Regions from separate parts of the Homo sapiens genome. Here regions 1 and 3 are each linked to region 2. Evidence: read pairs that join two places in POLR2A ChIA-PET (ENCODE). Cell type or tissue: MCF 10A. All regions are shown on one strand.

The links. Peaks named below come from ENCODE experiments on the same cell type or tissue, not always from the same donor. Only the 100,000 strongest peaks of a DNase experiment are listed, where the experiment ranks them.
Region 1: POLR2A ChIA-PET joins it to region 2 with 7 read pairs; 1 of 35 experiments calls an interaction of 5 or more read pairs at or near these places.
Region 3: POLR2A ChIA-PET joins it to region 2 with 5 read pairs; 4 of 35 experiments call an interaction of 5 or more read pairs at or near these places.

The regions. Positions count from the first base shown.
Region 1 is chr14:55,882,968-55,887,967 of GRCh38, reverse strand. No RefSeq gene overlaps it. Among named protein-coding and RNA genes, the nearest start is that of LINC00520, 89 kb to the right of the region's middle. In MCF 10A, no CTCF peak of the experiment used is centred here; a DNase peak (open chromatin) is centred at 2,987.
Region 2 is chr14:55,804,996-55,809,995 of GRCh38, reverse strand. No RefSeq gene overlaps it. Among named protein-coding and RNA genes, the nearest start is that of LINC00520, 11 kb to the right of the region's middle. In MCF 10A, no CTCF peak of the experiment used is centred here; a DNase peak (open chromatin) is centred at 2,705.
Region 3 is chr14:55,936,305-55,941,304 of GRCh38, reverse strand. No RefSeq gene overlaps it. Among named protein-coding and RNA genes, the nearest start is that of LINC00520, 140 kb to the right of the region's middle. In MCF 10A, no CTCF peak of the experiment used is centred here; DNase peaks (open chromatin) are centred at 2,754 and 2,894.

The sequences.
Region 1 (5,000 bases), 78 kb before region 2:
ATTTCTAACTTTCCCAGGATAGTAATTCCCTTATTTAAATGACATACAGATGCTGCTTAATATTCATGAATTAGAGAGCTGTTTACACTCCTACGGTAAACATAAATCATTTGTCTAATAGGATGCAATTTCAAGATTAAGAGAGGATACTAGTTAACGAGTGTGTGTGAATTTTATCGTCTTATTCTTCATAGCTGAGACTCAGTCAAGGCTTTCTGTATGTTTATTGTAATCAGCCTAAGGGATATTAATAAATAATATTTTTCAAGACAAAAAAGATGAAAACATAGTTTGTATATATGGATCTCTCTCTCCCTCTCTCTCTCTCTCTCTCTCTCTCTCTCTCTCTCTCTATATATATATATATATATATATATATTTTTTTTTTTTTTTTTTTTTTTTTGAGACAGAGTTTTGCTCTCGTTGCCCAGGCTAGAGTGCAATGGCACAATCTCAGCTCAACGCAACCTCTACCTCTCATGTTCAAGCAATTTTCCTGCCTCAGCCTCCTGAATAGCTGGGATTACAGGCATGCACCACCATGCCTGGCTAATTTTGTATTTTTAGTAGAGATGGGGTTTCTCCATGTTGGTCAGGCTGGTCTCGAACTCCCAACCTCAGGTGATCCACCCATCTCAGCCTCCCAAAGTGCTGGGATTACAGGTGTCAGCCACCGTGCCTGGCAGGATCTATATTTCTCATAGAGCTTCTCTGCAAAATGCATAAAAACCAGTTTGTTCACTCATTGAGCTAAATGTATTGATGGTTACCAGTGTATCCAGTGCTTGGTGCTAAGTATACAGACGAACATAAGAAAGAAACCCTGTTCTCCAGAACTTGCCACCTACTGGAGTCAATTAACAGTGACAGCCTGGGGTACAGAATGCCTAATGAAGGGGTAAGAACACACAGAGAGAGGGTGCCCACGTCAGCCGGAGGACTCAGGGAAGGTTTCCAAGAGAAGGAAGGATTTCAATGAATTTGAAGGTGGGTACAAATCAAGTGAATAAGGGAGAGGAGGAGAAGGCCTTTCAACCCCAGGGCACATTGCACAAGAAAGGTCATGAGATAGGTATTAAGGAAGGTGCAAGGATGACTTCTATCAAGCGTGAAATGAGATGACACTGTGGTTGTTAGCAGGAGTTGGGCTTTGGAAGTTTTAAACTAATGTGCAAAGGGCTTTATTCCTAAGGAGGTGGTGAGCCACCTACCAGCTTTGGAGGGGAGAATAAGATCATTCTGGGAGCAGCATGGAGGATGGATTGAAAGGAATCAAGACTGAGACAGAGGGAACAGTTGGAAGACATTGTGGTCCCTAGATGAGAAATGACAAGGACAGAAATTGTGAAGCTGGAGGGGGAGATGAAGAGCAGAAGGCAGAGCCAAGAAATATACAAGCTAGAGAGTCAATAACATAGAGTGAGAAGAGGAATGCTGTGAGAGGGCAAGGAGGATCTCAAATGCCTTCCAGGATGCTGATTTGGGTGACCTGCAGGCTGGTGGTCCAATGACCAAAGCCAGGAAACATAGGAGCAGGACAAGTTAGCAGAGACAGATAGTGAGTAGTGGAAGATGGCTGGGGGAGAAGGGGAGTTCCATTTTTAACACGTTCAAATTCAAATGCCTAAGAAACATCCCCATGAAAAGACCCAGTGTTTGGTGGGCAACATGGATGTGGAACTCAGTGGACAGGCCTGAGCTGAGCTGTCTGCATGGCTTTGAGAGTCATCTGCTTTGTAAGTGAAGCCACGGATGTGGAAGAAATAACTCACATGGGAGAGAAGAAGGCTAAGGATAAATTGCCTGAAAACATCGACGTTTAAAGGACTTACAAAGTGAAAGAAACTCACAAAGAAAAGGGAAAGAATGGTCAGAACTGCAGGAGGAAAAAAAGTATGCCTGTTCTGCTCTTCTTCATCTTATGCACCTGGATCCCCCAGGTTGTTTCTGTTGGAAACCAGTTGTCCATCCTTTCGTATCCTATTCTTCAGTGAGTTCTATCATTACATTTTCAAAACAGATCACAACTCTGTGTGCCTCTCCTTACACTACTGGCAGCATCTGGGTCCTGGTTCAAGCCCCTGGACTACGTGATCTTCACCTCCCCACTCATCCTTAATTCCCCCTTGCTCAGCTGTAATCCAGAGAACCTGCCTGTTTTGTTCATTCAACACAGCAGTAGTTTGTTGAATGATTGAATGATTGAATAAATGTAGAACTGCCTAATGGTACAAAGAAATTGGGAAAATTCTTTTGATTGGGCATTCGGGAAGACTTTGGTAAAGCCATTCTCCTGGAGAGGTAGAAGGTGTTAGTAGCTGTGTCTTTAATTCTCCGTGATGTTAGTGACAGGGATTATTCTCTGCGGCCAGAGGTTACTCTCTTGCCTGTAGACAGAAGAGCTGAAATTAAACTATTTCTTAAGATTTTAAGTTTCCATAGAGAAGGGGATTTTTTTTGGATGATCAAAAATATCCATTGCTACTCAGTGCCTCATGCTTTTAAGGAAATCATAGCATTAACTGTCCAAATCTTGAATCTTCCTTAAACCTCCCACTAAAATTTTGATATATCATAAATGTCAGTGCCTCTAATGAGATACCAGTACCAAATCCCCTGGGGTCCTCATACGCTTTCTATGTCACATCTTGGCAACTTTCAGGAAGTGAGGTAAGGGATTTTGTGCCTTCTACATCAGAACCAAATTGAGGAGTAGATGCTTTCACAATGGAAAATTTATCTCACTAGGTACATGTCTGCCAGACCATTACTGCACCTTTCTGTAACCTTTATGAGGTGTGGAGTGAGTGGGTTTTAAAGAGGGAAAAAAAAAATCCTCTAACAGGATTTCTCATGAGTCAATTGCCAGAGTTGGCAGAAAGAGTAAAACTGAGTTGATGAGGAAGGAGGGGCTGGAGTTTTGCTGCAGGACTTGGGCCTCATTAGTGCTTGGCACAGAGGCCTAATGGAAGGCTTAAAGTATTGTTGGGACAATCCCTCAGATTCCCGAGTCTGGGGACTGTCTCCAGAAAAAGATGAGTAAACAAGTGTGCAGCATCAGCGTTGGAGTCAGCATGCCCAGGCAAGAACTGCGGCCCGATATTTATTGCTCTGCCAATGCTTCCCATTAAGGATGTCCCCTGAAGGCTCTAGTATTGGACACCATTTTTCAGATAGAAATTTAGTAACTCAATTGGCATCCACCTGGGCCCCATGGCAAGTGGGACTAAAGCTTGTTTTCCCTTCAAGTGACAACACAGTGATAAATAGATCTACCATCTTTCCCTCCACTGTAATACTCACCCTCTGGCCCTCCTGCATAGGAAAAATGTTTTCATCTTTCCTTGCTAGAAAGAGGTGTGCATTAACCCGGTTCTCCCAAGCCCAGCTCTAAGCGGAGTATAGGCGGAGAGCTGGGTTTGGGATTTGGTGATTGTTGATGACACCCGACTTTCCTTAAGGTCATTCTGCCCCAGAAGAAAGCTCAGATTGTCAGACTGCAATGAGTGTTCCCTCCCTTTTAGCTGCCTTGCAAGATAGGGAATTAGTCCCAAGACTGTCAAAGTCATAACAGCTGTGGAGGAAATCCAACATGGAAGGGGCTCAGAGAGGGCCCAGGGGAAAGGGCTGCCTTGCCGACAAAGCACTAAGGATGTCCTTGAGCTGAGTTTATCAAAGAGATCAGTTCACGATGGGCTGTTCCCCACGATATTGGAGATAGATGGCAACCAGTATCCCAAGACCCTGAGTTTGCTCCAGGCTGATTTTCCAGGAGCATAGAGATCTTCACCAGAGATCAGAAGCAAAGCACCGGAATCCACAACAGGCGCCTTAAAAGCAGCCCTGAGCAGAAGCTGCCAGAGGAAGGTGTGCTTCCTCCTCCCTCCTGATACCCCTGGCACCTAAGATTCCCAGGTCTTGGAGCCTGGGCTTCAAAGCAAGGCCATCTAAATGGTCACAACAAAACCAACCAACAGCCCAGACACGGTAGCTCACGCCTGTAGTCCCAGCACTTTGGGAGGCCAAGGCAGGCAGATCGCATGAGGTCAGGAGTTCGAGACCTGCCTGGCCAACATGGCGAAACCCCATCTCTACTAAAAATACAGAAAATTAACTGGGCTTGGTGGTGTGCACCTGTAATCCCAGCTACTCAAGAGGCTGAGGCACAAGAATCGCTTGAACCCGGGAGGCAGAGATTGCAATGAATCGAGATTGCCTCACTGCCCTCCAGCCTGGGTGAAAGAGCGAGACTCCATCTCAAAAAAAAAAAAAAAAAAAAAAACCAAGAAGGTGCCCCTCTGGAGACCTCCAGCTTCTATCTCCTGCCAAGTTCCTCCCACCTGGGTCTTGAATGCTGCATCTGGGAGCAGGGTGTCCTCTGTGCTCGTGAACAAATGTAGGCTCTCGTGCCTCAACCCTGGCCCAGCTTCAGAATCATTTAGGGGAGCTCTTAAAGAAATAAATGTTCAGGCCCCACCTGCAGACACACTGGAGGCGTGTGGAATTTTAAAGGTGGCGCCCAGGAATTTTAAATCATTTTGAAAAGAGACTTGATGCTGATGCAGCTATCCATGGGCTCACTTTGAAATCACAGTGCTGTAGAGAGGAAGGATTCCAATCTGATTTCAAATCTCTGCTTTGCCACCAACTGGCTTAATATGTAGACAAGCTCTTTTAACATCTCCACATCCTAATTTCCTTACCTCTGTGGTACAGGTAATATATTGACGTTTATAAAGCACTGATCCTTATTTGTATTTACTTGCTGTTGTCTAAGCCTGTGCATTTACGTGAGGTTTATTGTCCCAGAGAAGGAAAGGGTGGAACTAGTGTGGCCACTCCCTTATGAATACCTGGGGAGCCAGGGTTGGGGCAGAGTGGTCTTCAGACTTCCAGAAACTTCCTGCTTACCGAGGCACCTCTGGGTCCAGATCATTATAAGGAAATCAATGTCCTCTTCCACCTGCAGTGTGTGTCTGTGACCCTTTCCTATCTCCCCC
Region 2 (5,000 bases):
TGGAGGCATCACGCTACCTGAATTCAAGCTATACTACAAGGCTACAGTAACCAAAACAGCATGGTACTTGTACCAAAACAGAGATATAGACCAATGGAACAGAACAGAGCCCTCAGAAATAACACCACACGTCTACAACCATCTGATCTTTGATGAACCTAACAAAAACAAGCAATGGGGAAAGGATTCCCTATTTAATAAACGGTGCTGGGAAAACTGTCTAGCCGTATGTAGAAAGCTGAAACTGGATCCCTTCCTTACACCTTATACAAAAATTAATTCAAGATGGATTAAAGACTTAAATGTTAGACCTAAAACCATAAAAACCCTAGAAGAAAACCTAGGCAATACCATTCAGGACATAGGCATGGGCAAAGACTTCATGACTAAAACACCAAAGGCAATGTCAACAAAAGCCAAAATTAACAAATGGGACCTAATTAAACTAAAGAGCTTCTGCACAGCAAAAGAAACTACCATCAGAGTGAACAGGCAACCTACAGAATGGGAGAAAATTTTTACAATCTATCCATCTGACAAAGGGCTAATATCCAGAATCTACAAAGAACTTAAACAAATTTACAAGAAAAAATCAAACAACCCCATCAAAAAGTGGGCGAAGGATATGGACAGATACTTCTCAAAAGAAGACATTTATGCAGCCAACAGACACATGAAAAAATGCTTATCATCACTGGTCATCAGAGAAATGCAAATCAAAACCACAATGAGATACTATCTCACACCAGTTAGAATGGCAATCATTAAAAAGTCAGGAAACAACAGGTGCTGGAGAGGATGTGGAGAAATAGGAACACTTTTACACTGTTGGTGGGACTGTAAACTAATTCAACCATTGTGGAAGACAGTGTGGCAATTCCTCAAGGATCTAGAACTAGAAATACCATTTGACCCAGTCATCCCATTACTGGGTGTATACCCAAAGAATTATAAATCATGCTGCTATAAAGACACATGAACACGTATGTTTATTGCAGCACTATTCACAATAGCAAAGACTTGGAACCAACCCAAATGTCCAACAATGATAGGCTGGATTAAGAAAATGTGGCACATATACACCATGGAATACTATGCAGCCATAAAAAAGGATGAGTTCATGTCCTTTGTAGGGACATAGGTGAAGCTGGAAACCATCATTCTGAGCAAACTATCACAAGGATAGAAAACCAAACACCACATGTTCTCAGTCACAGGTGGGAATTGAACAATGAAAACACTTGGACACAGGGTGGGGAACATCACACACTGGGGCCTGTTGTGGAGTGGGGGGAGGGGGGAGGGATAGCATTAGGAGACATTCCTAATGTAAATGACAAGTTAATGGGTGCAACACACCAACATGGCACATGCATACATATGTAACAAACCTTTACATTGTGCACATGTACCCTAGAACTTAAAGTATAATAATTAAAAAAAAAAACTGGTGGGGAGTGAAGGAAGAGATTCATATCATAGAAAAGTGGTATGGAAAGTATTTTTCTTCATGAAAAGAATTCATAAAATATCATCTTTGTGGGAATTAGAAACAGTATCCTGCTAGAAGAACCAATTTTTAAAATGTGTCCCTTCCTTGGACTGACAGACCCATACCAGAGAAAATAACTTTGCCAAGGATGCTGGCTAGGGGTTTCAGTCCCACTTTCATCCCCTTGGCCAAACATCTTTGTGCAGGGAACAACACACACCATTGTGCACAGAGTCCCTACTTGATCCCATGCACATCTGTGACACATTCATTGTTCTTCCCATCACCAAACACAAGGAAACTAGGAGAGTCCATCCCAGTGAAACCCTCACCTTTGCCCAGATTGCAATGATTTTATCAGAACATCTTAAGACTTAGGCATTAAGGAAATCCAGGTTTACAGTGGAATTGGCATGAACATGAAAATTTCCTGACCTACTTTTAAAGCACCTAACGTAGATGATGTTTGCTTAACAGCTCTTCACAGTCCTCAGCCCTCACATGTATCCCCCTTTTCTCAGGCATTTGTTCTGCAAAGCAACTCACACAACTCTGTCTGTTTGGGAGAGCTGTTCCATTCAAGCACCTTGGGATATTGCTGGCATAGTGTGCCACATACGCCACCTTCCATAGCACAGAGCTATAGCTCAGGACCTAGATGGCGAGCTTTGCCTTGACCATGTGGTCTACACATGCCATCAGGAGTGTCTTTTTTAATGTGTGAAATGTGTTGTTTGTGGGAGGCTGCACATCCCCTTTTGCCAGCTGCTTGCCTCTTTGAGATCGCTTTCTCAGCAGTTCAGACGGGCTGGTCCCATAAATCACAGAGAGGAGAAGGGTTAGAGGATAGAAGGAAACAAGACATGTGGCATATGGAATTTGTCCAGAACCACTCAGGTGCCTGCTAGTTACAGTGTTGGAGCTCGCTCACTCTCTCTCATATCTACGAGACTAATTTACCCTTCTGTTATTGTTATTATTTGTTCTGGGAAGTTTTCGTTTTACTAGAACATCTGGCACTATAGTTTCACACCCTGGGGTTTCCTGGAAACACTCTCAGGGAGGAGTTCGAACCTTTGCTACCGGAACTCGCCCGGGCCTGAAATGTGGTGAGCTATCATCTCAGCCCACGTCACGTTCTCTCTCTTGTTTCCTTTGCAAAACATCATTACAATCAGTGCCACTGTTTTTCAATGAGAGATGCTGGCACCAAGCCCAGAGACGGCTGTGCAGACCTTGTCCTGCCAAGAGTGGAGATAACGTGGGCCTGATACAAAGCCCTCTGACCACACCTCTGGGTAACTCCTACGCTGAAGCACAGCCTGGCCTCCCAGATGAGCTCAGAGTGCCAAGCCCAGGAGCAGGCTGGGTGTGAACCAGGTCCCACCCTGGGAGCCCTGGTCCTCGTCACATTGTTAACCACAAGACCTACCCGCCTGTCCTAATTTCTACAGGAGAGCCTCAGGGCCCCTTTCAGTTTTGAAAGGCACATGAAAAATGTGACATGGGAGTCACTGGAAGGGCCCCGTCTCCCTTCCCTCTTCTCATGGAGTCTCTCCCTCTCCTTTCTGTCCTTGCCTCAGCTATGTTGTCTGCAGCAACTGTTTGCAGAAATTCTCTTCCCCAGCATCTTCAGAGGCTGGCTTCTTGACCTAAGACTGCAGTGTCAATGTCACCTTTCCTAAAAAGCCTTCCTTCTCTGATCCCCTAGGTGAAAAGGGCCACTGAGCAGCTCCAGCACTTCAGTCCTTTAATTATCTGCATGGTACTAATCACAATCTTAGAGTTTGCTCCTAGGTTTGCCTCTTGGATTTTTACCTGACCTTACCTGCTAGAGGGGGAGCCTGTCTTGTTCACCTAGAATAAATGCCTTGCACTGTGAAAGGACAATAAATCTTGGGATTCCAAAACCACTAAGCCAAAGGGAAAAGTCAAGCTGGGAACTGCTTAGGGCAAACCTACCTCACATTCTGTTCCTGAAAAAGCTACTAAATTAAAAAATAATAATAAAATAAAACAAAATAAAATAATTTTTTAAAAAAACCTACATACCTTCCTCACAAGGAATTTCCTTGTGTACAAAGGACAGACAGAACTCAAAGTCATTCCTCTTCTCACCAAGATAAATGCAAATCTGACTGCCTCCTTTCAAGAGGCTAATCAGAACCTCAAAAGAATGCAACCATTTGTCTCTTACCTACCTATGTCCTGGAAGCCCCCTCCCCGCTTTGAGTTGTCTCACCTTTCTGGACAGAACCAATGTACTTCTTACATATATCGATTGATGTCTTACATCTCCCTAAAATGTATAAAACCAAGCTGTGCCCCAACCACCTTGAGCACATGTCATTAGGACCTCCTGAGGCTGTGTCATGGGCATGCGTCCTTTGGCAAAATAAACTTCCTAAATTAACTGAGACCTCTCTCTGATATTTGGGGTTCATACCACATAGAAGGTACCGAATTAACATTTGTTAAAAACATACTGGCCCGACTCCTTACTAGTGTGATCTTGGGAAAGTTAACATTTGTGTCTCAGCTTCTTATCTTAAAAATAGAACTAATTATAGTGCCTAATTCCTGGGATTGTTGAGATAATTAGACAAAGTAATTCTTGTGCCGTCCTTAGCAGAGTGCCTATACAAAGTGAGCGCTCAACAAGTATTAGCTATTATCATTAGCAACATGTTAACCCATTTGCACTTGGTCACCTCCCAGTGCTCACTAGTTTCCAGCTTAGCTGGTCCTGAAGGAGTGGAGAGGAGCCCAGAGCACGGGCAAGGCCAGGCCTTTGAAGGCACCACAGGGAAGTGTGGAAGAAAGAAATGCACCAAAAATGAATGCCTCCTATTTCTCAAATAAGGACTACTCCTTTCAAAAGGGTTATTTCTTTCCCCCTTTTCCTTCTCCCCCTTCCCTGCCAATACCACACAACTGAACCTGGCCCTACACTTGTTACAAGCAGCAGGGGCTGAAGGTCACTGATACTCTATAGACACGTGGCTCAGCCCTCCAGCTGGGCTGGGGACGAGTGACTGTTCTTCCTAGCTGTGTCACCTAAAAGTAGGGCAGACAAAGATGTCCGATAAGTCACATGATTCAACCTCAGCTATGACAGGAAGAGGAGGAAGGTCAGTTGGCTTTGGTTGTAACCATGGTCCAATATGGATTCAAACCCATGACATGGTTAATATGTCCTGCACCAGGCACACAAGGCCATTTTGCCTGAGGATTTGGCATTCACTAGGAGATGGTTTATGTAGCTACTCAAAGGGAATAAAGAGACTGATTTTCACAAGGAAAAGAGACCCTGTGCTCCTCTAGAGCAGAGACTATCTCTTGATCATACCTTCCCTCTGCCCACAGTCCCCAACAGAGTGGGCACTGCCAGCTACTCGTCTTCCCAAACCAGCCAGTTGCTTTTAGCCCCCCATCAGGATCATGTGGATGTTCTTAAACGCTGATCCACACTCACCACCTGGTGTGTCAATGACCAGGTGGGGGTCAT
Region 3 (5,000 bases), 130 kb before region 2:
AGCAGGTTCCACTCCTGCTGCCACAGTCTGCGGCCAAAACTTTGTTCACCGCTTTATCCCTCTCAGAACGGTGACTTGCCATTTAAGAGTCCCTGAGATAGAGAACAGGACAAGCTATTTGAGGCCCTGGCCACTCATGACCAGGAATTCGTCTTCGTTTTATTAATCAAAAACAAAGTCCCCTATTAGCAAGCTCAGCATAAGCACATGTGAAGCAAACATCAGAGCAGAGTAGGTGTTCAGAAGAAACCTCTTGATCAGACAAGCTCCAAGGCCTGGTTGACTATGCTACCCTTCCTAGCATTTAAATCCCTTGTCTCATGGCTGTAGTTAGGTTAAGGAGGGGGTCTGGCTTCTTTTCAGGAGGATGTGGACACCCTCCAAGGGTGACACTGGGTCTGGTTCAGGTTAGAAGCCTAGAAACCATCTCAGCTTCTCCTGAGCACCTGGGACATGGATTTCTGAGACTCTTGCCCTCCAACTGTTTCCTGCCAAACTTCCCTTTCAAAGGGAGCACAGCCATGGCAGAAAAGGCCCCTGGGTTTCCTGATCTGCTTTTTCACCCTCTCAAAGCAGACTCTTTTACTAGTGCTGGTCAGGTGTCCACACATGAGCCCCACTGCTCCAGGCCAGAACATCCTCTTGCGCCTGTCGCTGGTCAATACAAGGAGACTTTCCTACCTTAGAGTGCTGCTTTACTCTTTCTGTTTGAAAAATATCTGTTCTTGACCTCCCTCTTTTCACACTTCACACTTCTGATCACCAATGTTTTCCTCAGATACCATCAGTGACAACTTTTATTTATCTGATTCTTAACTGTACCCGCTATTGTGGGACTTGTACCCTCCTATTTCTCCATCCCTAATTATCTCCATCACTTTTCTTCCGGGAGAGCCTGATCTTGCTCACAATCCACAAGGCAGTGGTAGCATGCCACCTGCATCCACCTGCATTCAGCAATGCAGGAGGCAGAATCACCTCAGGGCACTCAGCATGTGGGGACAGGCTGGGCTGGGGCCCTCAGAACACTGGCCTCCTGTTCAGTAAAAACCTGCCCAACACCTCCCCTCACCATCCTACTCTCGTAAAACCCATAACCATTTATTTAAAATCTTTGTCTTCTAACCTTCAGTAAGATTCTGTGGGAAGTCCCGAGAGAACACGTCTAAAATTTGGAGTGTATATTTTCTCTTAGAATTTAGGGCCCCTTTTGGAATTTGGAGTTTATGTCTACCTCTTCAAACAAATGTTTGCAATACTAGCTGTTGTAGTCAGCTTGGGCTACTATAACAAAATACCACAGACTGAGTGGCTTAAACAACAGACATTTGTTTCTTGTGATTCTGGAGGCTGGGAAGTTCAAGATCAAGACCAACAGTTTTGGCTTCTGGTGAAGGCCTTCTTCTGGCTTGCAGGGACCACCTTCTTGCTGTGTCCTCACGTGGAGGAGAGAGTGAGCTCCACTCTCTTCCTCTTCTTACAAGAACACCAATCCCATCGTGGGGCCTCACCATCACAACCTCATTTAAACCTAATCACCTCTCAAAGGCCTCACCTCCAAACACTATCACATTGGGGGTTAAGACTTCAATGTAAGAATGTTGGTGGCAAACAAACATTCAGTACTTAATTCCAGCCTCAGCAATTGTCCATTGAAAAAACCTTCATCTCTCTTATGTGAAGAGAATCAAATAGATGGCCCCATGTTTGGGTCCTTGCAGTCCACAAGATAGACAACTCTTTGCAGATGGTTACTCTAACTCAGAAAATCTAGGAAAGTGAAATTTGAAAGTATGTCTCCAAAACAGCCCTGATTGACATGGTAATTGTGCTTACCTGCCCTCCTCCCCCGACACAGACAGACAGACACACTTCATCTGTCCCAGGTTCTGGGAGGTGAGTATGGTACAGTGGATAAGGGCCACACTTTGGAGGCAGTGGTGGACCAAGCCTGAGAAAAGGGTTTTTGCAAGATTTCTGGAGATAACCCTCTTCTGTGGTCTGGTCCATTGATATTTCTCATTTCCCTGCATAACTGTCCATTATACCCAATCCCATCCCAAATTCCTTCTCTTACCTAAATGCTCAAACTTCTAAAATGGTTCTATTTGAGGGTATCCACTGGTTGCAGGAGAAAATTAAATAAAGTAAATAAAAGTAATTAAAGGCTAGTACTGCAACCTACTGCCTTCTCCCCACTCTGGTGCCCTCTTACCTAGTTCTTTCTTGGTTTCCAAAGCACTTGTCTTCTGATATACGGTAAAATGCCTTGATTCATTATGTTTATTTCTTATCATTTATCCTTCCTATAGACTGTAAACTTCAAAAGGGCAAGAATCTTGGTCTGTTTTCTTTACTGATGTACCCCATGTGCCTGTAAGAGGTCTGACATGTAGCAGGGGCTCAAAAATTATTTGTCAAATGAATGGAAGTTGCAACTGGGACAGAATTCAAGATTCTCTTCCCTAATCCCTGAATCCTCAGATTTTCAAAGCTTTTCTTGCTGATGGGTCAGGCCCACTTGTGCCAGCTTGTTGGCACTCATCTTGGACACAGGCCACATTTTCTCCAGCCAACCGTCGTGACACTGATTCATTGTTTGTATACAGCTCCTCTTAGGCACGAAGACAGTCTTCTGCCCACGGGCTTACGGCCGAGCTTAGGAAACCCAGCTCAGATGTGAAACCCTAGGCTTGGCAGCTCGCAGCTGGCAGCTGGCAGCCAGACATGGTAAGCAGTCCCTAGCTCTTTCAGCCATTCCCAAGCACTCCTGGGTATGCCATGAAACTACTCTGAACTTTTCTGCACACATGCTTTTTCACTGAACATGACTTGGAAGGGAATGAGCGAGCCGTGGTATATTACTCACCATCAGCTGCTTTGCATGACAGTAAATATTCAGCCATGCCCATGTGTTCAGCACAGGCCTGCCTGGGGAAGTAGGCACAAAGGCTGGGCCAGTCGCCAGCAGGTCTAGAAGTGGGCCCCAGATATGTGCTCTCTGCCAGACAGAAGGGAAGAGGGCTGGAGATTATCACTGGGAATGAAAAACTGAAAATCAGATGGGTGAGGGGACGTATCCAATGTTGCATGTCAAGATGGTGGCAAACCAGGATACAGCTCCTTTCCCTTCACTGTCTTGTCTCTTGGCTGTTCAGCGTCTTCTCTTACCCTTTTCCCGAGTGGCAGGGCCTGCCTGCATAAGTATGGCTCAGTCACAAAAGGCCTCTGAGAGCTTTCTTGCCTAATCTTCACACAGCTCCACTGGTTCTTCACTTAAGACAACTGACTTCCATAACAGTTTCTCCTCTCCCCCAGGCCACCATTCTCACTCACTCAGCTTTTGCACATCTCTATGCTCCTGAGCATCTAACAAAGTTCTTTGCATTAAGTACTCAATAGGCAGTCATTAAATAATAAAAACCAATCAATAAGCAAGTGAATATGCTTCATCCTCTTAGTGCTGTAGACTTGGGACAAAGTGTCTTTCCATGATTATCACAGTTTAAACACCAACCTAGCCAGATAGTCATACAGCTGACCAGTCCTCACTTCTTAGGACAAATCTCCATTGTGGATATTTTAGGCAATTTGGTGCCGTTATGCAAAAGTAGGGAGCAGAGAGCACAGAGCAGGCCTGCTGTTGAGCACTGGGCTCCCTGAAATTGACATTCCAAATCAGACCTCCCAGGTCAGCCAATGTGGGAACATTACTAAAGGAGCAGGTGCAAGATGGAAGAGAGGATATGTTTCCGTCCTGATGTGATTCAACATCAAAGCTGGGCAGTGCTAGGAGATTGCCCACTAGCTGTGCTAATGGGTCAGCAAGGACACAGATAAGTGAAAGCATTTGACTTATGACAGTAGGTTTTTGGGTTAATTTCTGGAGACAATGTGACAGAATGGAAATATCTCAGGCTTTGCAGTCAAATCAACAAGTATTCCTATCTCTGCTCCACCATGTTCTAGCTGTGCGACTTACAACAAGTTACTTGACCTTGTTTACTCATTTGTAAAAAGAAGGAACGTAAATCGCTTGCAGGAATAATGTGAACAGGAAAGGAAAAAAAAAATGTGTGTGTGTGTGTACGTGTGTTTTTAATCTTCTCACAGTACGCAAAACACTGCAAGTACTACATTGCTAGTATAAAACTAAATTCTTTTATGTATTCACTTGATAATAGTGTTTAGACAGTTGTTATATGCTAAGCAGAGGAAATTCTGTTTATCTTAAAATGTTCTAAAATGAGAAACATTCACTTTGAAAAAGTTTCTGGAAGTAGCAGAGGCGTTTTATACAAGTTGCAGGTAAGGTATTATGATATTGTGAAATACACATTTAGTGTTCCTCCGGTTTCCTGGCACATGGCTCCTAAAACCCTTGGAATCTCTGGAGTGATAAGAATGTATTTTGCATGATAATGAAATCACTGCTGGCTGGGGGCCCCTAGCTAACTGGGGACTGGTCACTGGAAAGACCAAGGCAGGATTAGAAGGCTGGAACTTTTGGCCGCACCCTCCAACCTCTGGGGAGGGAAGAAGGGTTGATGGTTGAGTTGATTACCAATGGCCAATGATGTAATCAGTCATACCTACATAAAAAAGTTCCATAAGAAAATTAAAGAACTTGGCTGGGCGCAGTGGCTCACGCCTGCAATCCCAGCACTTTGGGAGGCCGAGGCGGGCAGATCACGAGGTCAGGAGATCGAGACCATCCTGGCTAACACGGTGAAACCCTATCCCTACTAAAAATAAAAAAAAAAAAATTAGCCAGGCATGGTGGCACGTGCCTGTAATCCCAGCTACTCAGGAGGCTGAGGCAGGAGAATGGCGTGAACCTGAGAGGGAGAGCTTGCAATGAGCTGAGATCGCACCACTGCACTCCAGGCTGGGTGAGAGAGTGAGACTCCATCTCAAAAAAAAAAAAAAAAAAGAAAGAAAGAAAATTAAAGGACTGGGTCCAGAAAGCCTCCAGATAGCAGAACAAATGGAGATGGCTA